Regions from separate parts of the Mus musculus genome. Here region 1 is linked to region 2. A link is a loop called in an ENCODE intact Hi-C map of the cell type or tissue named here. Cell type or tissue: heart. All regions are shown on one strand. Each heading gives the region's core, and the rest is flanking DNA. Links, peaks and the distances in the headings are about the cores only.

Region 1 (10,654 bases), core at 1,508-9,507, 100 kb after region 2:
TCTCTTCCCAGGCCTCTCCCCAGGCCTCACAGCCCACCTTGCACCCAGCACCCTGCACACGCAGTGGTAACTGATGTTAGCAGTGCTGGCTCAGTGGTGGGCGCCCCTCCTCTTCACTGGGCTCCTGGCTTCTCTCCTGCTGTTCTAATTGCTCTTCAGCCTTCTGTGACTGCACCTCGCCTCCCACTACCTTCCCTTGAAATGGCAGGGGCTCTTTGGCTTCCGGGACCCTATTCACACTTCACTTTACAGCAGGGGGACAAAGTCAAGTAGATATAGGGGAGCTAAGTCACTAAAGCAATCTGGAGCATCATGAGGCATGACATAGGGATGGCGGGAATCTGTGGCAAATGATGACTCAGCAAGGAAAGATGCTTTGCAGTCCAGGCCTCACACACATACACACACTCACACACACACATACACACACACACACATACACACACACACACACACACACACATACACACACACACACACCACACGGACAGAGAAAAGTCAAGAGCCCTTCCTGCGTTTGCAGAGGACCCAGGTTTGGTTCCCTGCACCACCATGGCAGCTCACAAGCTAGCCCTAACTCCAGTTCCAGGTTCTCCAGCACCCTCTTCTGGCCTGTGTGAGCGCCAGATACCCACGTAGTACACTTTCATACATGCAGGCAAAGCACTCATAAAATAAAAACATAAATTTTTTAATCAAAAAGGAAAGAAATGTGAGGCAGACGTTGCTAAAAGATCTCATTTAATGTACAATACTAATGGTCATTACTGGCCCTTATTAAACAGATGTAAGAACACAGACACACATAGACATAGACCCAGATACACATACAGAAACATAGACACAGACACACACATACAGGGACATAAACACAGACACACACATACAGGGACATAAACACTGATACACACACACACACAGACACAGGTACACACTGGCATAGAAAACAGACACACACAGACACACATACACATACACATGTTTTGGGAAAACAAAATAAAAATATGTCAGAGAGCCAAAAATAGGGTGAAGGTCACCAGTCAGTTTGTAGTTTGTGGGGCTGAAGGGTCATTTGTTTTAAATAGGGTAGCTGACCTCAAATATCCTGTGTAGCTGAGAATGACCTTACATTTCTCATCCTCCTGCCTCAACTTCCCAAGTGCTAGGACTGCCGGTATGAGCCACTAACACGTATGCAGGGGATCAAACTCAGGACTTGGAGCACTCGATTCAGGTACCCTACCAACTGAACTACACTCCCCTACCTGTAGTATGTGGTCTCAAAACTCTCCCTAAGCATCAAATCTCCTGTGGCTAAACTCCAAAGAGCTCCAAACAGGAGGGAGACCTAGCCTCCCCTCCTGAGGCGCAAGTCCCTAGAGACAACAGCCTGCTAGAACATGCTTCCTACGGCTTAGAAGCCTCAAACTCAGCCTCTCTTCACAGCCCCACCCTGCTATTTCAGAGTGTTGCCCCTCCAGGACCCTGACATGCCTGAAGCCTGGGATCATTTTCAGTTCTCCCTCTCACCTTGCTGGCGTTTCCAAAGCTCCTTACACTTTGTAAGCATCAACCTGTTCGAACTATCAATGCCACCCAGCCCTGCCAGAGCTTGCTGTACAGTCTCAGAACACCTTCTCCACCATGGCCTCCTCTTAGATTCTCGCTAGAAGGATCCTTTGAAGATACAGATCCCCCCGGGATCAACCTCTCCAATGGCCTACTATTGCTGTAGGATCGGGTCCCAAATCCCACATCTACAACCTGACCCTTGTGGCATCCCCAGCACCTCAAATCTCTCTCCCAGTCATCCTGCTGGACCGTAGACTCTGCCAGAAGCTCATTGCCTTTCCACATCTATCCCAAAATTCTCTCCCCATTCCCACAGATCCCTTAGACATTCAGATAATGGCAAAGACTTCGAGCTACCCACGCCCAGAGCTCCAGCTACTTCCTTTTTATAACATTCACCAAGATGGGTCCTTACTTCTTAAATATCTTCCTCACTAGATCTTAACGCCCATCAGTCTGCACTGTTGCTTGCTCATACAACATCCCAAGCAACCACAGGAGCCCCAGGCACACACTACAGACACAGTACTAGTGAGCACACTAAGAAGACTGTCAAGCCCCCATCACATACCTCGCATAAACAGTCCATTAACTGTACTGGAAGCATCCAACTTACCAACAGCACAGAAATCATTCAAAACCCAGCAGCAGTTCCCAGGCTGACCTGCCTCCGCTCTCCTCCCTCTCCTTACCGGGAGATCCCAGCTAGGTACCACAATGGGCAGGTACTCCTTCTCCAGACTGCCTCTCTGCTAGCTGGGCATGGTGGTGCACACCTGTACTCTTAACACTCAGGAGGCAGAGGTAGGAAAATCTCTGAGTTCGAGGCCAGCCTTGTCTACAGAGAAAATTCCAGGACAGCCAGAGAAACCCTGTCTTGAAAAAAACCAAGCCAAACCAAACAAACAAAACCTTTCACACTGTTTCTGAGGAAGCTGAAGCAAGCAACCTGGAAAAAAAAATTCTCCAAAATCTAGGGCCGTGGTTCTCAACCTTCCTAATACAGCAACCTTTTAATAAAACTCCTTATATTGTGGTAACCCCAAACCGTAAGAGTACTTCATTGCTACTTCCTAACTGTAATTGTGCCACTGTTGTGAATTGTAGTGCAAAACTCTGATCAGCCACGTCTGTGGGACTCCTGACCCACAGGTTGAGAACCGCTAATCTAGACCCTCAGTAGTGTTCAAGTCAGTCCCAGTGACTGGCCGTGATAACGTGAGCAGCTGAAGCTCCACACAGGCTAAGAAGAAATGTTATCTAGATCACTGCAGTGCCTGCCCATCAGTTAACATGCCTGCTGTAAGCAGTAAGCAAAGTCAGTACACTGGTCACCCAATCACCCTCTGCCAACTACATGGACGATTCTCCAAATGAGAGTGCACAAACACTTGAGGACCCAGGAGTTCTTTATGAGAAGTGTTTCATTCTGTGACTTCTGTGGGGAAATAAGCCTTTAAAATACTAAAGGAGCAGGGCTGGAGAGATGGCTCAGCGGTTAAGAGCACTGGCTGCTCTTCCAGAGGTCCTGAGTTCAAATCCCAGCAACCACATGGTGGCTCACAGCCATCTGTAATGAGATCCGATGCCCTCTTCTGTTGCGTCTGAAGAGAGCTAAAGTGTACTCATATACATAAATAAATTAAGAAAAAAAACCTAAATAAGCAAAAATTCCCTGGGCACACTCAGGGCTGTCACAAGTGTCTGTTCAAACACAATGGGACCCATTGGTCAAGGAGAAAACACAGGCTGAACTAACATGCAAATGACTCCCTGGCCCAGGTACAGGGCAAAATGGCATAAGTTTGTAGTAATTTGTAGTAATTAGCAGAAATAGCAACTGGATTAGCCTATAAGCCACAGTTGATCAGGTTCATTAAATTCAACATATCACATAGAGACCCCAAGTTCAGTGCATCAGAATAGCATTTCTCATACTACATGAAATTTGACTTGGATTTATGAATTTGTAACCTTGAGTTATTGCACACATAAATGTTTTGGTCTATGAGTGTATAGACGCTCTACCTAGTGAACTATATACACAAGATTATGTGCAAACACACATGAGTAAAATCAAAACTATATGAACACTAAGGATCTAGGAGGACCTGTTTTTAAAAATCTGACCCAGATCTGATGGTGCATGTCTGTGATCCCAGCATTAATGAACTAAGGAAAAGGGATGTCGAGCTAGAAGCCAGCCGAGCTACAGAGCACAAAAATAATCTGGGGGCTGGAGAGATGGCTCAGAGGGTAGGAGCACTGACTGTTCTTCCAGAGGTCCTGAGTTCAAATCCCAGCAACCACATGGCTCACAACCATCTGTGATAGAGATCTGACACCCTCTTCTGGTATGTCTCTTCTAAAGACAGCCACAGTGTACTTACATATAATAATAAATAAATCTTTAAAAAAACATTTAAAAATAATCTGTATATCACTCATGACCTCAGCACAAAGGATGATTTAAAGGGGGCCTCAAAATCGCATGAGCGACTGGACCAACTCTAGCTATACAGACACATAGAGCACATGTATGTGTGCATAAAGTCTGCCTTGTAACATCAACACAGGCCTTACACTAATCCATGGCTTTTACCCACACCTCTTCAATACATCCGAAGCTTGTCAGGCTCAGTCTAATCAAGGTCACAAAATGTCAAGGCCTTAGATGCCAACCTGTAAGCAGTATAACTGCTCAGGGCATAAGGACATTTTTTTCCTTGAAATTTTCAGCCTTCTATACAGAAGGCTGTATCTATCTGTATCCTGTATCTATCTCTTATCTCTCATATATTCCTTTTTTTCTTCTTCTTCCTTCAGTGCATGGAGAATGGAAGTTCAGAAAGCAGTCCACTTTGCCCTTACTGATGAGTGGTCTCGGTGTAGGGGGCTGTAACAGTGAGCCGTGTAAAGTGTATTATAGCAAGAAAGAGTTCACACTCCACTTGAGGGAAGTAACACTCAAGATTGTTTCCAAGTCTCTTAATTTTAAAGTAAGTCCGTTTAGTTTATGCTATACATTTATGTTAGTTTAGTTTATGTTAAATTTATGTTAAAAGAAAAAACTCCCAATTTAAACCCTAGCAACAGATTTTAGTTTTCTTGTTTTTGTTTTTCAATCCCAAACACTATGGTGGCCAAAATAGAATACGCTTGCACCTTGGGAAGCAGGGAAACAACCAGCTTGCAATCTGCTCACACGTCTGCTTCCAGCTGTCCACCCCCAGCATCTTCCTAGCCTCCCCCATCTGACAATGTGCCTTCAAGGCCAGCACTCAGAATCCTCAAGGCTGCCCACTCACGTTGACCCTCTGCAGTCTACACAGACACTCCTGCCGTCTCCATCCCCTGCCGTCCGCTCCAGTTGTCTAGCCTCCCAGGTGTTTGTTCCGACTCGCTCTTACTCATTCCTCTGGGTCCCTCCGCAGTCACCATCTGCGCTAGGCACCCTGTCAGTTCTCACTAAATATCTGATGCTGAGCAAATGCACCGGACCACGGAAAGCACCTCCAAGAGGCGAAGGAGGGAAAGCCACGGAATCTCAACGTGGTACCAAGGCCCCCTGCCACTCAGGGGCCAGCCGTCGATTCGCTTGTGCGTGCACCAAGTCTTCCCCTCGGGGAGGATGTGCGACCCTCCGGCCCCCGAGGCCTTCTACGCCGACAGTCAAGGGCTCGCTGGCCGTGGGTGTCCACGGAGAAGCCGCACCGCCCGAACCAGGCGTGCCTCGGTCCGGCCTCTGAGCTGCAGCTGCGTGCGATTTCCTCTCGGGGTCATCCTCCCGCTTAGGCCGCCCGGCCCCGCTGCCCGCCTCCCCGGGCTCGGCCGTTTCCAGCTCAACGCACCGAGGCCCGTCCACCGAGATAGCAAGCCGCATTCGGTGTCGCCAGGCCGGCCAGAGCCGAGGCCGCGGCCGCCCCGGCCCCACTCCCCACCCGCGGCCCCCGCCCGGCTCCGCCGCCGCCGCCTCGGCCCGGCGACCTCTTCCCCGCCGCGCGGACCCGCCCGCACCGCTCGCGCCGGCCCCGGAGCTCACCCGGGACAGGGTGAGGTCGGTCATGAGCTGCTCGAAGGCCCGCGTCTCCTCGGCCTGCCGCTGCGTGTGCAGGGCGATCTTCTCACTGAACTTCCGCGGGTTGGCGCTGCCCGAACCGGGCGAGGCGGCCATGGCGCGCGCCCGGCGCTAGCGGGCTAGGCACACGGCAGGCGCGGGGTTCCGCTGCTCGGCCCACCCGGTCTGTCCGCAGGCCGCCCAAGCCGCCGCCCGAAACCTGTCCTCCGGCGCGACCCGGCAGAGGAGCCGCCGCGGCCCCAGAGCCAGCGAGCGGCCGGGAGCGCGCCGAGGTCCGCCCCCGCGCGGCGGCTCCGCCCTCGGCGCGGCCCGCCCGGCCTCCGGGCCCCGAAGCCCGGCCTCCCAGCCGGGGAGCTCGACCTCCGGCGAGCCGACCGAGGGCTGAGCCCACGGTCCCCAGCCTGCTTCGGGACTTCTCACACCTATATCACGTCTGTAAAGTTAAGCTGCACCAATGTGTGAGAGCCGCTGGGTACCACTGCCCAGTGTGGATGTGTACATATGTATATGTGCATGCAGGCACCCACGGAGATCACACTAATCTAGGAACCAAACACGGGTCTTTGCCTCTGTAAGAGCTGTTTGTACTCTTAACTGAGCCATCTCTCCCATCCGTTCAACTTCGCTGGTAAAACAGCAAGTGGCCTCGTCAGGCTTCCCCCTTTTTAGCCCAGAAGCTGCTTCCAACATAATTGTACACCAAGATGTCCTGGAGAGTGTTGAGCATGACTGTGTTCTGTGAATTAGGACGTATTAGCGACATGAGGAGAAATACGGAAAATAACAACAACGCCCACGCACCTCATGATTAAACCATCAAAACATTTTTGCAGAGCCTGGGGACGGTGTTCAGCTGTAGAGCGCTTGTGTGACAAGCCCTAGGCCTTGGGTTTGATTCCAACACTGCAAATAAAATTTAAAAGGCATTTTGGGGCCAGCTAAATGACTCATGTGGAAGGAGATAACTGACTCCTGAGACTTGTCCTTTGGCCTCCACACTCAGGCTGTAGCAAGCACATACCTAGACACACATACACAATAAGACTTTTTAAAAATCGTTTTGCTTCATATGCTTGGAGTTTATTTAAAAAAAAAAAAAAAAGAACCCCACCTCATTCTTTGTCTCCATAAAAAGTAACTATGTTGGTAGTGATGTCTAACACTACTGTTCATTTTTTCAAAATTAACATATACTTATTATTCTGTTCTTCCTTTTATTGTGTATGATTTATTAATCCAGTTACTCTATGTGGGATAGGAAGTTTTATGTTTAAAATTTATACAAAAATGAGGCTGGGCATTATGGCAAGTGCCTGTAATCCTAGCAGTCAGGAGTTAGAGGCAGCAGGATCAGTAGTTCAAGGTCCTCCTTGGCTACATAATGAGAAGAAAGCCAGTCCAGACTGTATGATGACCTTGTCTCAAAAACAAAACCAAAAAGAATTTATAGACATGATGTGCAACTTTTGTATTTCCTGCAACTGTTTTTATATGTGTTGGTTTTTTACATTCATTCATTATTCATTTTGTGTGTGTGTGTGTGTGTGTGTGTGTGTACTCACATCCGCCAATAACTCAGGTTGGTGGCAGGCACATTTACCGACTTAGGGAGCTCACTAGTCCCTAGATTGTTTTGTTATAATTAGGCTTATGTGTCTGTTGTATTGTCCTACCCACCATGCTTTTTTTTCTTATTTTATATTTCTTGATTTTTATATGTATGTGTGTATGCTTGCATGCAATTATGTGCAGCATCTATGTATAGGGATCCTTGGTAGCCAGAAGGTGGCCTTAGTCCCCTGGAGCTGGAGTTACAGACGGTTGCTTGTGAGCTACCATCTGTACCATGTGGGTGCCGGGAACTGAACCTTGACCCTTTGCAAGAGCAGTAGGCACTCCTAACCACTGAGCCATCCCTCCAGTCCATCCATGCTTTTTCTTTACGTGTTGCCTTCTGCTTTTATGCCATACTGAGTTCATTTTCACACAGATGAGCCAGGCTGGACATGGTGTCATACATCTGAGATCTCACTACCTGGAGGGTGGAGGCAGGAAGACTGCAAGTTAAGGGTCATTCTGGGCCACTCTGTCTCAAAAAAAAAAAAAAAAAAAAAAAGCAAATGTGTTACTCTTTCAGAGAACCTGAGGTTGGTACCCAACACCCAAATTGGGCATTCACAGCCACCTGTCACTCTCTCTCCAGGGACTATGATAACTTTGCTTCCACAGGCACCTGCACCCAAGTATGCATGCCACACAGAGGCACATAGACACATGATTAAATGCAATCAAAATAAATCTTTAAAAAAAGAAGAAAACAAAAGAAAAATCTGGGCATGGTGGCACACACCATTTAATAACAGTACTTAGGAAGCAAAGGCTGCCGTTGGGTCTCTGTGAGTTGGAGGCCAGCCTGGTCTACAGAGTGAGTCAGCCCTCCTTCCCCACCACCTTAACAAACAAACAAACAAAACCAAATAAAGTAGGACTTTCTGGCTAGTTCGGGTAATAAAGGGGTTGCTGAGATGCCTGTTTGGAGGGCTGAGAGCAGACGCTGATGGAGCGCCAGGCTGCAGACAAGAGGCAGCAAAGGAACCATTCCCTCTCTTGAGATTGGAAGCCAGCTGGGAAAGCTGTCACTACACTGAGCTCCAAGCAGAGGCTCAGAAAACACACAGGAGGAGACTGTTCCCCACCCACAGTTTCATTTCCAAGGCTTCAATTATACTCCATCAACCGTAGTCTAAAAATATTAAGTGGGACATTTCCAAAAAATTCATAATTCATGAGTTTTTACATTGCTTGCCAATCTGAGCAGCATGATGAAACATTGTGTCGTCTCACAATGGGTGGGAGGGATCCACTAACCAAGCATACCGTGCCCTACAGACCGCCTGCCTGTGTGGTCACTTAGTAAGGTCTCTGGTAGTAGATCAACTATCAAAATAATGTACTTTCTTCACCTTTATTTCACCTAATTAAAAAAAAAAAAAGCCTCAACCAGGGACCAGCAAGGTGGCTCAGTGAGTAAAGGCACTGCCACCAGGCCTAACATCCTGAGTCTGATCCCCAGGATCCACATGCAAGAAGGACAGACCCGTTGGGCAGTGGTGGTGGCGCATGCCTTTAATCACAGCACTTGAGAGGTAGAGGCAGGCAGATTTCTGAGTTCAAGGCCAGCCTGGTTTACAGAGAGAGTTCCAGGACAGCCAGGGCTTCACAGAGAAACCCTGTCTCAAAAAACAAAAAAAGGGCTGGTGAGATGGCTCAGTGGGTAAGAGCACCCGACTGCTCTTCCGAAGGTCAGGAGTTCAAATCCCAGCAACCACATGGTGGCTCACAACCATCCGTAACGAGATCTGACTCCCTCTTCTGGAGTGTCTGAGGACAGCTACAGTGTACTTACATATAATAAATAAATAAATAAATCTTAACCACCCCCCCACAAAAAAAGTGGGTCCCTTAAGCTAAGTAGGGAGTAACTGCTTTAGTGTTAAAAAAAAAAAAAAAAGACAGACCCAACTCTTAAGAGTTGTCCTCTGAGCGGGCATGGTGGTGCACGCCTTTAATCCCAGCACTCGGTACTCGGGAGGCAGAGGCAGGTGGATCTCTGAGTTCGAGGCCAGCCTGGTCTACAAAGTGAGTTCCAGGACAGCCAGGGCTATACAGAGAAACCCTGTCTCGAAAAACCAAAACAAAACAAAACAAAAAGTTGTCCTCTGACCTTCACACACAAGCACTTTACGTACACATACACACAAGCACACACATGCACAGGCACACACTAAATAACAGTGTTCAAATAATAAGAAATAAGGCCAGCTGGGTGCCTGCAACATAAACCAGTGGATGAAACTTTTACTGTGCAAGCGTGACATCTGCAGAACTAACCGGCTCCTAAAAGATGATCTCTGACAATGTCCATGTGAGCACGATAAATATGATGAGACTTAGGGATAAAACCCTGAGGACTCGAGAGATGGCTCAGTGGTTAAGGACTTCTGCTCTTGTAGAGGACCCCAAGTTTAGTTCCCAGCGCCCAAGTCAGGTGGCTAGAAACTGGCTATATCCAGCTCAAGGAGATCAAGGCCGCTGGCGCTGCCAGGTGTCTGTACTCACAAGTTCATACCCACATGCATAGTTTAAAAACAGGGAATAAGCCCTGGCCGGCCCAGGTGGTACACATCTTTAATCTCAGCGTTTGGGAGGTGGGATGCAGAAGTCCAAGGCCGGCCTAAAGTGCCTGGCCAGCTTGAGAGCAGGTGGACTACAGGAGACCCTGTCTCTGGGGAGGGGGTAGGGACAAAGAGAAAGCCCAGGCGCTGTGATGCTGGCAGATCAGATGCACTGAACACAAGTCACGAAGTGCTGTGCCCTTTTTGGGTTTTCTTTTTAAAGTGAAAAGGCAGAAGTTCTTAAACTCGGGGAGGAGTTGCTGAAGCTGCTAAGAGCTGAGATATCAATGGTAAAGGCGAGCATATGATGAGGACTCAGTTCTGCCTGAAGTTCATGCAGCCATCCTGCCATAGGGGAGCAACTCCTGCCTGGTCATGGCGAGAGCCCAGGGAGAACTCCGACTCCACCACCATGCACAAAGCACAAGGAAAGGATATTGGATCCTTGGAAACTCAACTTATAGGCAGCTCAGCTGCCTGACTGTAAGTGCTGGGAATTGAACTCTGGTCCTCTGGAAGAGCAGCAAGTGCTTTTAATCACTAAGTCATCTTTCCAACCTCCAATTTACTGATCTTGTACGATAAAAAGTAATAATAATAATAATAATGAGAAGAAGCAAAATTGTGCCCAGAATCCTAGCTGCAAGTTCGTCTAGGAAACATAATTCTAACTTTTCAGCTTTTGCCATCTTGAAGGGCACTGGGATAGGTCCTAAATGAACTGTCCCCATCAGCCTGAGCACAGCACCAGCGGCTGTCAAATACTTAAAGTGCACTCGCTCTATTTCCAGTCTTCTCATAGTTAACTTGCATAATTTTCTTTAGTGAA
Region 2 (10,654 bases), core at 998-8,997:
GGTGCACACCTCTCTACCAAAGCTGCCTGGGTACCAGCCAGCCCCAGTGATTTCTAGGAGTTCCAGGTTCCAACCACTTGAAAGCCTAGCCTCAGGGGTGTGGCTCGGCGCTGTTTTGCATCTGTGATCATGAATGTGCACATTTATAAAAACAAGGCTCTTTCTTTCTGGACAGTGGTAGAGATCAATTCAGGGTTTCACTTTCTTCCCCAGGCCAGTAAAGCCCTTTAAAACACCTTTTTTTTTTTTTTAAATTTTACATTAAAAAAAATGCATCCAGTGCCTACAGAGGCCAGAAAAGGGCATAGGCTCCCTGGAACTGGAGTCTTGAATGGTTGTGAGCTGCCGTGCAGGTGCTGGGAATTGAGTCTGGGTTCTCTGAAGAGCAGTCAGTGATCTTAACCACTGAGTTCCCTCTCCAGCACCTCTCTCTCTCTCTCTCTCTCTCCATATATATGTATGTATGTATACGTGTATATATATGTATGTATTTCTAAGACAGGGTATCATGTAGCCCAGGCTGGCTTCAGTCTTGTCATATAGCTGAGGCTGGCCGTGGACATCTGTCCCACCTCCCAAGCATTCGGCTTCCATGTGTATAGCAGCTTGCCCGGCTTCAGGATGTAGCTTGAAGCCTTGGGAATCCTGTGCCATGGCAAGGACAGAGACAGAAAGCAGGAGGTCGTGGAGTCAGTCTCCTTAGGGTCAGGGCCTTGCGTGCCCACTGGCAGATAGGTGACCCTGAGCCTCTCTGCAGTTCTTTTAGGTTGCTGGAAGGAACGTGGGTGTGCAGTGTCTGATCGTTGGTAGTGGTCACTAAGGATGCTGATGGCCTTCTGTCACTGTGGGCGTCAGTCCTTCCTGATGCCAATCTTCAGAGACCCAGGGGATCAAGTGGCTCTCTTTCTTTGGTTGTTTCCCCTGTCCTTAGAACCACTCGTACAGCCTCAGCTCCATCTAGTGTTCACATGGGGACACAGCCCCAAGATCTTACTGCAAATCTTACTTTCCAGAGCTGCACAGTGAAGCCCATTTAGAGTAACCCTCCAGTGCTAATATTTGGCATTTCAAATCAAGTGTTGTACAAGCCCAGTACTCTAAGCATCAGTACATATTGTCCTCAAAGGGACAGATTCATGTAACAAATAGTTGTAAAAAATGATGTTGACTGCCAGGTGTGGCATGGCTTCAGTTCCAGCGCTGGAGTCAGAGGCAAAGGAGGATCCCTGTGAACTCCAGGCCAGCCAGGGTCTTAAAAAAACTGACATCGGCTGATGGAATTCTTGGTGCCAGGAACAATTCTAAATTCTTGAATTGTGCAAGTTCACTTCCCACAACCCAGTATCATGACATGGAAGGTGTTTGTTTCATTTCAGAGGTGCAGAAAGATGAAGTAAAATCTGTCCCTCTGAGTGGACGTGATCCTTTAGGATGCCCGTGTCCCAGTGGCTAAGGACAGTGCTCACTGAACCCCATGGGCTATAAAAGGATGAATTGGTGTGGGGGGAGGGAGGTGGCGGTGAGGTCTAGGAGGTGAAGGGGGCATGGGGTGTGTTGTTTAACCAGTATCCACTGCAGAGATGTATGAAATTCTCAAAGAATGAGCAGAAAATATGGAAAAAAAGCACCACTCTGTTGAGTGTAGACGGGGCTGCTGGGTGAGCAGGGGTGAGGAGGGAGCCAGAGTGGGGGCTTCTGAGTGTCCCACTGGGGCTCAGGCTGGATTGAGTGTGGAGAGAATGGCTTACTCAGCAGCTGGAGCACTGGGGTGACAACTGTGACCACAGAAAGAGCTTAGCAGCAGGGAGGTAGTGACTGAGCTCCGACTCTATGCCAGGCACAGGGATTCGGCATAAGGGCAACAGCCACGCGCCCACCTGAACCCTTGAGAACTGTGGGCATGGAAGGCCAATACTGAGGGATGGTTTCTCACCCACAGATTTTTTCACTTTTAACAAGGTTTATTCTTCTTCTGTGCTTTGGTGTTTTGCCTACATGTGAGGGTGCCAGATTCTCAGGAACCAGAATTACAGATAGGTGTGAGCTGCTAGGTGGGTGCTGGGAGTTGAACCCAGGTCCTCTGAAAAAGCAATCGGTACTCATAACCACTGAGCCATCTGTGCAGTCCTCACGCACAGATTTGTAAGTAGAAGGTAGGTGGGGTGGCACGTGGATGAGACCGAGGGTGAGGGGTACACGCTTGGCGGAAGCAGATGATGAAGGACTATAGGGGAGTGTGTGGGCCTGAGGGAAAGGGTGTAGTCCAAGGGAGGGCTTCTGGGTTGGGGGAGGGTCAGCAGGATAGGAACTAACAAGGCAGGACCCGAGAAAGGCTCCAAGTGTTCAGTGTGCACAGGCCAAGGGAGTTCACAGCTGGGTGTGGGAGGTGATGGGTCTGCGCTCTGGGGAAGGCAGGAGATAGCCTGTAGTCTGAGGGAACTTGAGGAGAAGCGGCTTGCTTTCTGTCTTAGGGAGGAGACTGAGGCAGATGCAAAGGCTGAGGTAGAGGGCCTTGGGGTGGGAACTCAGGTAGTTCTTGGAGGAAGAACAGAGTAATGACACAGGAAAGATGAACCCAGGTTAGACCGATGCACCATAGGGGAGGGGGAATAAGGTAGTGAGAGATTTGGACAAGCTTAGGGGAGGGGGATGAGACAGAGAACAGAGGAGGAAAAGATCTGGGGGTGGCTGGAGGGGAGAGAGTGCTTCACAAGGTTTCCAGAGGGACCCAGAGAGAGCAGAGGACGGGTTGGTGGGCAAGGTGGGCTGGCTGAGTTTCTGAATAGAAAAGGCCAGGTATGGGCAGTCAGAGCAAAGAGAGCTGTCTGCAGGCTTCCTGGAGGCTGCTAATCCCAGGGACCAAGCCAGGAGTCAGGGAGAAGGGCCTGGATGAGGTCACACATGCTGAGAGACCAGGGCTGAGGTGGACTCTGAAGACGCTGGTCAGAAGTGGGATGTCTGAGGGAGATTTCAGGAGTCACCCCTAATCCAAGCACTCAGTGTGGCTGAGGGGGCATGCCTCTGAAGAGAGGCATGGGAAGAGGTGTCAGCGCTGGACTGGGACAGAACAACTGGGTTAAGGGGTGGGGCAACTGCCAGGGTGAGGCAGGAGACTGAGCCATCCAGGGAGCCCTGTCCTTGTTACCCAGTTTTAACAGGACTGTGCGCCTTTGATATATAACGAGGAGGCTCAGGAAGGGCTGGCTCAGGACTCAGCCATGGTTGCAGATCAGTGACTGCCAGCCAAGGAGGCAGAGATGGTTGGAGAAGCTGCCCACCCAGCCCTTCGTTGCCCCCAAGGCTGAAGAGAAACACCGAGAGCAGATACAACCATATTGTGCTGCTTTTAATTATGAAAGATGTAAAATGATGCATTATAAAACTTGGAAGCTACTTTATACAAAGTCCGATCTTTCAATATTGCTTAACAAAAGGCCGGGAGTTAGGACACTGGCCGGAAGTCTGACTAGCTGCTGGGATGGCCCCGTTCTGGAGCAGTGGGAACACTGGGAACCATCTGTGCATAAATCAGAAGAGCCCAACAGGAAATGTCTTCAGATATGTGCACGAGCATGAATACACGACCTCTCGGCCCAGAGAATATACAGTAGACTTGGGGGAAGGGAGCAGGGCAAAGGAGAGCTCATCCTCACTTCTCCCCACACTCGTGTGCTAAAACCCACCACCCTGCAGTGCTGGGGAAGGGCAGCTGGTGGGACAGAGAGAAGACACTGAAGAGAGGTCTGGGGAAGCCGGTAGCCACTTCAATGCTGCCGCCTAAGACAGGCTAGTCACAAAGGCAGCATCGAGTGCAGGCTCACACGACTGCAGCAGGGCAACGCAGTCTCCTGCTGTACTCAACACCATGTAGACCGGTAGGCTCTCTAGTGGCTTAAAGCTACACACATGAAAAGATCAGGCTGATAGGCCTATGGGCAGATTTAATTCAGTGCTACATTGTCTCTTTTGGTTTTTGGGTTTTCTTTTTTTTCAACTCCCCCCCCCCCCCCCCCCCCGCCCCTGCAGCCAGCGCTTTCCCATTGGCTGGAGAAAGCCTCAGGAACAGGGCAGCGTAGGGTATGGGGTGAGATCTCCCGTTACGCCTTCACCAGAGGACAGCAGCTGTGCAAGCAGGGATTCTCCTTCAGGGTCCTCCCCCTCCTGACCCTGTCACCTCACACCTGCCTCTTCCCCGGTGTGTGGGCGTCACCGACACGATGATCCCACGGATCAGGCTCAACGCAGAGAGCAGATTGTGCTGGAAACCCCTTCCTCTCAACTTTTACATCAGCATCGATCTCTGCCTGAAGACGGACACGGGAGCTGGCTTGAGTGTGTATGCTGGGGCGCTGGGCAGCTCAGAGGAGTGAAAAGCTTCCACTTTAACTAAAGTCACCCCGGGTGCTCTGGGATCTCAGGACCAGGCCAGTGGCATGGTCAGGGGAAGAGGATTCTAATTTAGTTTCCAATTAAACAGCAGAGACTGGGGCACGTGGCCGCACAGCTCCACCCGGCTGTCTGAAGAGCCGCGGTGTGGGGAGCTGGAGCAGCCTCTGATTCCCAGGCTTCCTCGCCTCAGGCACAGATGGGTCAGCTTCCTTCTACTCCACCCTTGCTCTCCTGGGTGGGGACAGCCACTGAGCCTCAGCTTCAGCCCATGTCGCAGGAAGGGGAGCAGGCGTCAGGCAAAAGTTCTCCTCCAGGGCCCTCCTCACCCACCCCGGCTCCTCCCTTGTGCTGGGTGGACATCACTTTCCTCATGTGGGGCTAGGAGGCAGGTGCTGGTAGAATCTGCTCAGATTACTTACTGTGTGAGAAGGCGTTAATGAATAAAAGAGTCCCATGAACCAGGCCTTCTTTCTTTCTTTTTTGTTTGTTTTGTTTTGTTTTGTTTTTTCGAGACAGGGTTTCTCTGTGTAGCCCTGGCTATCCTGGAACTCACTCTGCAGACCAGGCTGGCCTCAAACTCAGAAATCATACTGCCTCTGTCTCCCAAGTGCTGGGATTAAAGGCGGGTGCCACCACGCCCAGCCAGGCCTTATTTCTTAACCTCAAAGTTTGCACCTCTATTTTAAGCAATTTAGAAAAAAAAAAAAAGGAAAAGGTCCGAGAGGAAGAATTTGCTGTGGGGGCCCAGTCTGGATGCCAGGTGCCCCACACTCCTGGGGCTTGGTGTGATCAGCCATGCTGGATGCACTGGATGATGTCCACCTAGCTGCTGAGGGACATATTCCCTAGGAGGAGTGGCGCTGAGCCTAGTGGCAGGTCTGGTCACCTAGTGTTAAGGCACACTCAAGTGAGTCTGAAAGGTGAAGCTCTGAGCTAAGGCAGGGGACAGAGAGAGCTGCAGGTTAGACCGCCCCACCACGAGGCACAGTCCCTCTCTCCTCCATCCTGGGTACATGCACTCCTACCAGGCACTTGGTGGGCACTAGGGGTCAATACAGAACAAGGCACAGTTCCTGCCCTCTGGGAGCTTACAGTCTAGTGGGCATTGCATTAAACTTGAGGTCTGCAGGGCAGCTGGGGAGAAGGGCAGTTCAGCTGCCCTGCACTAATACGAGTCCCAGCAGCTCCTTCCAGTGGGCTGGAGGGTGGCAGGCCTAAGAGGGAGGGCATCTTGTGCAGGTGACACACCTGTAGCCTCCCTTTCCTCCTCCATTCTCCTAGGAGCGCTGTCCTCCTTAGGCTCATCCTGTTTCCAAGGACATTTTTTTCAGTGAGCAAACAGGTCTCCCTCTCCTCCTGTCTGTGAGGGAAAGGTGCGCATACAGGAAGCAGCAGCAAAGAGATCATAAACCGGGAGGAAGCAAACTGCCTTCAGTTTGCCTAACTTAAGCCTGCCCTGGGACGGCTGGGTAAGCTTCTTCATTTTAAGTGAGCCATTGGACAGAGTGATGGCTGGGCCCAGAATACCCGCCAGCTGGAGGGCTGCCTGGCCTTGGCGGTCAGACAGAAAGGCATCATGGTGCTCTGGTACCGTTGTGTGACACTGAGCCAACTACACGGGCCCGAGGCCCCCAACTGCCTCCTATAGCGTTCCATCTTCAGTGCTGATGGGAATCTGAGGTTTGGAGCACTGACGTGTTACACAGCATTTTCTACATTTACACACTGACTGACTGGATGGCCAATAAAGAGAATTAAGGGTGACATGGTCAGCTTCCTGGTCACCGGAAGCTCCAAAGCAGCTGGCCTGCAGCAGTACAACTGGTGCCATGGGCCGAAGAGTGCAGCTGTGTCTAGCAAAGCCTTGGCTGAGCTCAGTGGAGAGCCCGGGGCAGCGGCTCCCTCTATGCTGTAACCACCGTCAAGGTGTTTGCTGGCTGTGACCACTGTCAGGGTGTTTGCTGGCTGTGACCACCGGCAGGGTGTTTGCTGGCTCCACCCCAGCTTTCTCTGGCCATTTCAGTTCCCCAGTTCCACTGCACTGTGCTCATAGCCGGTCAGCTCGAAACGTCTCCTCCACAGAGGGGTCCAGCAGGCCCATGCTGGAGTCACTTAGCATGTTGAGTCCATCGAGGCTCAAGGGTTCGATCTGCAGCTCCTCTTCCAGAGGGAACGGGGTGTCCATGTCCAGGCTGACCTCTGGCATGCCCGACAGCCCCCCGCTAAGGCCTTTGAACAGGTTGCTGTTTGTATCTTCTGAAAGGAGCAGAGAGGAAATTTGGAGACAGGAGGACCAAGGCTTTTAAAGAGTGACAGTCCCCAACATGCCCAGACAGGACAGTGAGCACCCAGCTACTGACCACTCCCAGACCCATGGCTCTTACCCCTGGATCAACCTTTTTTCTTAGATAGGGCCTCACTCTGTATGTAGCCTAGGCTGGCCTCAACCTCAAGGGTCCCTCCTATCTCAGCTTCCCAAGTGCTCGAATGACAGATGTGTACTGCCATGCCCAGCTAACTCTTTGACGTTTTGTAGGTCTCCCCACAATGGTTTTTAATCACCCGGGGGTTTCATTTACCTAATGCTGCGTGATTTAACCTGCCGCACAGCGGTAAACACACAGAGAGGAGACCAGCAATGAAGCTGGGGCGGGGCCCATGCTCACCTGTCAGGATGGTGCCTGGGAAGCTGCCACAGCTGGAATATGGGTTTGGTCTCAAGTGGAATGAGTCCTGTGGTTCTCGGTGGCTCTGCTGTACCAAAGGCACCTGGAAGCATCGAAAGCCACATTGTGGTCAAGGGGCTCTGTCTCTGAGGTGTGTGAGCAAGGGCAGACTGTCCCTACTGTCCCACAGTCCCATCTAGGATCCTGGAGGGCTCTGCGGTGCGCTATCATAGGCACAACATCCCCTGGTACTCAGGTGGGTCTGTGAGGACCACACTGGGTGACTTTTCTCTGCCTATACTCTGCCTGCTACACAGCCCCAAGAGACACAGTGGGCACAGTTCAGACTCTGAGTCTCAGATATCCCCGCTCCTCAGCCTCACCAAGGCCTGTGCGAGCCCCTCAGAGGTCCCTCTGTGGTCAAGGAAACAGTAGGCTCTCTGGCTCTGGGGATAAGAGAGAGAGAACGCCTTCCCTTCCCTTCCCGCCATCCTTGTCTCTCTAGGACAAGGTATGTGAGGGCAGCTTACAACTGGGGTCTCATTGAGGAATCTATGCTGAAACTAATTTTTAAAACCATTAAAAAAATGTCTCCTCAAAAATGTCTCTGACACTTTTGAGGAGAGTGCTGATCTTCGCCTAGCTTGCTAGGGCTACATCTTTATGAAACAGCGAGGTAGGGCTGCGGGTAGCTCAGGGGTAGAGTGCTTACCTGGCACGTGTTAGACCCTGGGTCTGCCACCCAGTACCACAAATTACAAAAATAACAGAAGGGAATGGCAGAGAGGTGAGAACTACCTGCTCTCGCCACAAGGCCCTGCCAGAGCCCACTTGGCACCAGCATCTTTATCTGTTTTACTATTTTCTGTTATTACGTTCTGGAGCTGGGCCTGTCCTTCCTTCGCTTTTTAATTCATTCTAGAGCCTGACTATCCTTACCAAACACTAAAATCTCGAGGTGTAAAAATATAAAAGCAAAAGAAGGTGACTGACTGAAAACACTGTGATGGGAACTTCCCCTACCCTGGTCCTGGGCTCAGCTCTCTTAGAGAGCCACGGCCTGAGCTGGGTGCAGCACCAGGCTTGCTGGCACAAGGCTACACTGCTTTCTAACTCTGCTCCAGGGGCCAGGTATGTCTCCTCGTCCTTCAGAGTCCCAACATAGGAGACTGATAAGCTAGCTGCTATGGTCACTGTGAATGGATGTGCATATATACATCAGTGTGTGTGTGAGTGTGTGTGTGTGTGTGTGTGTGTGTGTGTGTGTGCATGTACTGTGTGTGTTCTAGAGTCCAGAAGGCAACCTTGGGTGTTATTCCTCAGATGCTATCTACCATTTAAACTTAAGGCAGGGTCTCTCATTGGCCTAGAATTTACCAACTAGGCCTGGCTAGCGGGCCAGGAAGCCCTAGGGACCGTCTGTCCTTGGCTTCCCAGTGATAGGGTTATGGGTATTGCACAACCACATCAGGAATTTCTTTCTTTTATCTTTTGTTTTTAAAAGGTTTATTTTTATGTGCATAAGTGTTTTCCTACATATATGTATGTACACCATATGCGTATGCCCAGTGTCTGAGAAGGCCAAAAGAGGGTGTCAGATCCTCTGGAACTGGAGTTCCCGGAGGTTGTAAGCTGTCATGTGGGTGCTGGGAACCACAACTGGGTCCTTTGGAAGAACAGCCAGTGTTCATATCTGTTGAGCCATCTCCCCTGTCACCCCTCCCCATTTTTGAAAGGGGTCTTATTATGTATCCCTGGTTAGTCTGGAACTGGTACCCAAACTGGCCATAAACTCACAGAAATCTATCTGTCTTTATGTCCCAAGTGCTGGGATTAAAGGTGTGCATTGATACACCTGATCTGACACCTACTTCTTTTTTTAAATGCAGGTTTTGGGGCTGGAACTTTAGTCTTTGGGCTCTATTGACTAAACTGTCTAACTCTATGACTAGAGTGCTATGAAAATCCACCACTCACTGTTCAAACAGACCCTCTACTGAGACCTGACCCTGCACAAGGCATTGGCATGGGGCGCCACATCAGTACTGAGGGAGGGAAGATGCAAGGCGCTCCCTCCGGGCTGCAGAACACAACTGAAAGAGAGGAGGGGTGCCTTTTATACATAAAGGAGATGGGACAGCAGCGGCCACTTACCTGCTGAGGAAAGGCAGGGCTGGGCCTCATGGGCTGTTGGTCAAAGCGCACATCCGGGAAGAAGCTGGTCAAAGCTGAGCCCTTTGGGAAGTAAGGAGGTAATGGTTTAGAGCTGGAGTTCAGACTGAAATAAGCCCCACCCCCACGCTCCCAGTGGCTTACCTGGGCAGTGAGGAGCTGGAAGTCTGACTGTGGCAGGGAGGGGGCTGCCTGGGGCTGCTGAGTTGGGGGCTCCTGGGCATGGGGCTGCTGTAGGAGTGGCTGAGGCAGCTCCTGGGGTGTGGGGTAAGGGGGTGGTGGGGACACTTGGGCTTGAGCGTCTGTGGGCAGGAAGGAAAGTGGGCTCTGCTCTGAGGTCACCATCTGTGGAACAAACCACATGACCTGTTAGCTTCCAAGAATTAAGATTCAGGGTTAGGAAGGCCTGGTGAGAGGAGAAGCTGGGCTCTCCCCGTGATGCCTAGAGAAGCCCTTCATAGCACATCTCCACCTCGTGCCCCGGAAAGCATTTCCTATCAGCATCATTTCTATTGTTGAATCAAACAAGAATACAGCCAATTTCCTCTGCTTTCTCAGCGCAAATAATGTTTTATTTCTAAAGTCACGACGGCTGGTGAGAGACAGAAGACTGGAAAAGGTAGCTGGCGCAACCATCCTATACTAAAACAAGACACTAACAAAACGCTAACAGCAGTGAACACTACCAGACAAAACCAAAATCATGACCAACACTAATGAGAGAAGACCATGGGAGGAAAAAAAGATGGCGCCACATCTGTAAAACAGCAGAAACAAAGAAGGCCACCAACAAGGAAGGCCAGAGGTAACCGGAGTCACAAGTCACGTGACTGAGTACCTACTTAACTCTAGGTGTGAGGGGCAGGACCAGGATGAGCAATGGTTGAAATCAACCCCTGAAGGTCTGGTCAGAGTTTCTGTGAGGGCAACCAGCCTCCCTCCTTGATGCTGGCCCAGAAAGCAGAGGCATGGTGAACATTAACAAAACAAGAAAAGAACTTTTGAAAAATAGTGCAAAAATCTTCCAGAAAGACAAAAAAGAGGGTCCAGCAAGATGGCTCAGCAGGGAAAGCCTGTTGCCAACCCTCACAACCCTGGAGTGACCAACCCTAGAGTGTCACCAACCCTCACAACCCTGGAGTGACTGCCCAGAGTCACATGGTCAAGGGAAAGAATCAACTCCCAAAAGTTGTCCTCTGATCTGTGTGTTGCGCCAGGTCCCACACATCAGACAGACAGACAGACAGGCAGAGGAGAAATGAGAGGGCACAGTGAGAGCAGCGGGAAGAAACCCTCCAGACTCATCCCAAGGCCCATTATCTCCAAGTCTCACATGCTGGAGACAAGAGAGAACATCCAGAAGCCTCCAGAGAGGGAGGAGACGTCACTCAGTCGGAGGCCGACCCCTGGAGTAAGTCGATGGACAC

Evidence for each region. A loop is a pair of places that touch in the nucleus more often than their neighbours do. Peaks named below come from ENCODE experiments on the same cell type or tissue, not always from the same donor. Only the 100,000 strongest peaks of a DNase experiment are listed, where the experiment ranks them.
Region 1: it touches region 2 in a loop (3-fold over the local background); 3 of 42 quality-filtered maps call a loop at or near these places.

What each region holds. Positions count from the first base shown.
Region 1 is chr7:80,682,993-80,693,646 of GRCm38, forward strand. Crtc3 (CREB regulated transcription coactivator 3) reads right to left here and starts at 5,885. Exons shown (of 15, transcript NM_173863.2): 1 at 5,615-5,885. The coding sequence starts at 5,746. In heart, for the core only: CTCF peaks have their summits at 5,130 and 5,724; DNase peaks (open chromatin) are centred at 5,229, 5,899 and 6,469; H3K4me3 peaks cover 2,397 bases; H3K27ac peaks cover 1,919 bases.
Region 2 is chr7:80,583,307-80,593,960 of GRCm38, forward strand. Crtc3 (CREB regulated transcription coactivator 3) reads right to left here. Exons shown (of 15, transcript NM_173863.2): 12 at 9,372-9,572; 13 at 9,210-9,290; 14 at 7,056-7,158; 15 at 3,326-6,645. The coding sequence ends at 6,437. Among named protein-coding and RNA genes, the nearest start is that of Gm42398, 33 kb to the left of the region's middle. In heart, for the core only: no CTCF peak of the experiment used is centred there; DNase peaks (open chromatin) are centred at 3,045, 3,515, 4,535, 6,085 and 3 weaker places; H3K4me3 peaks cover 1,234 bases; H3K27ac peaks cover 1,564 bases.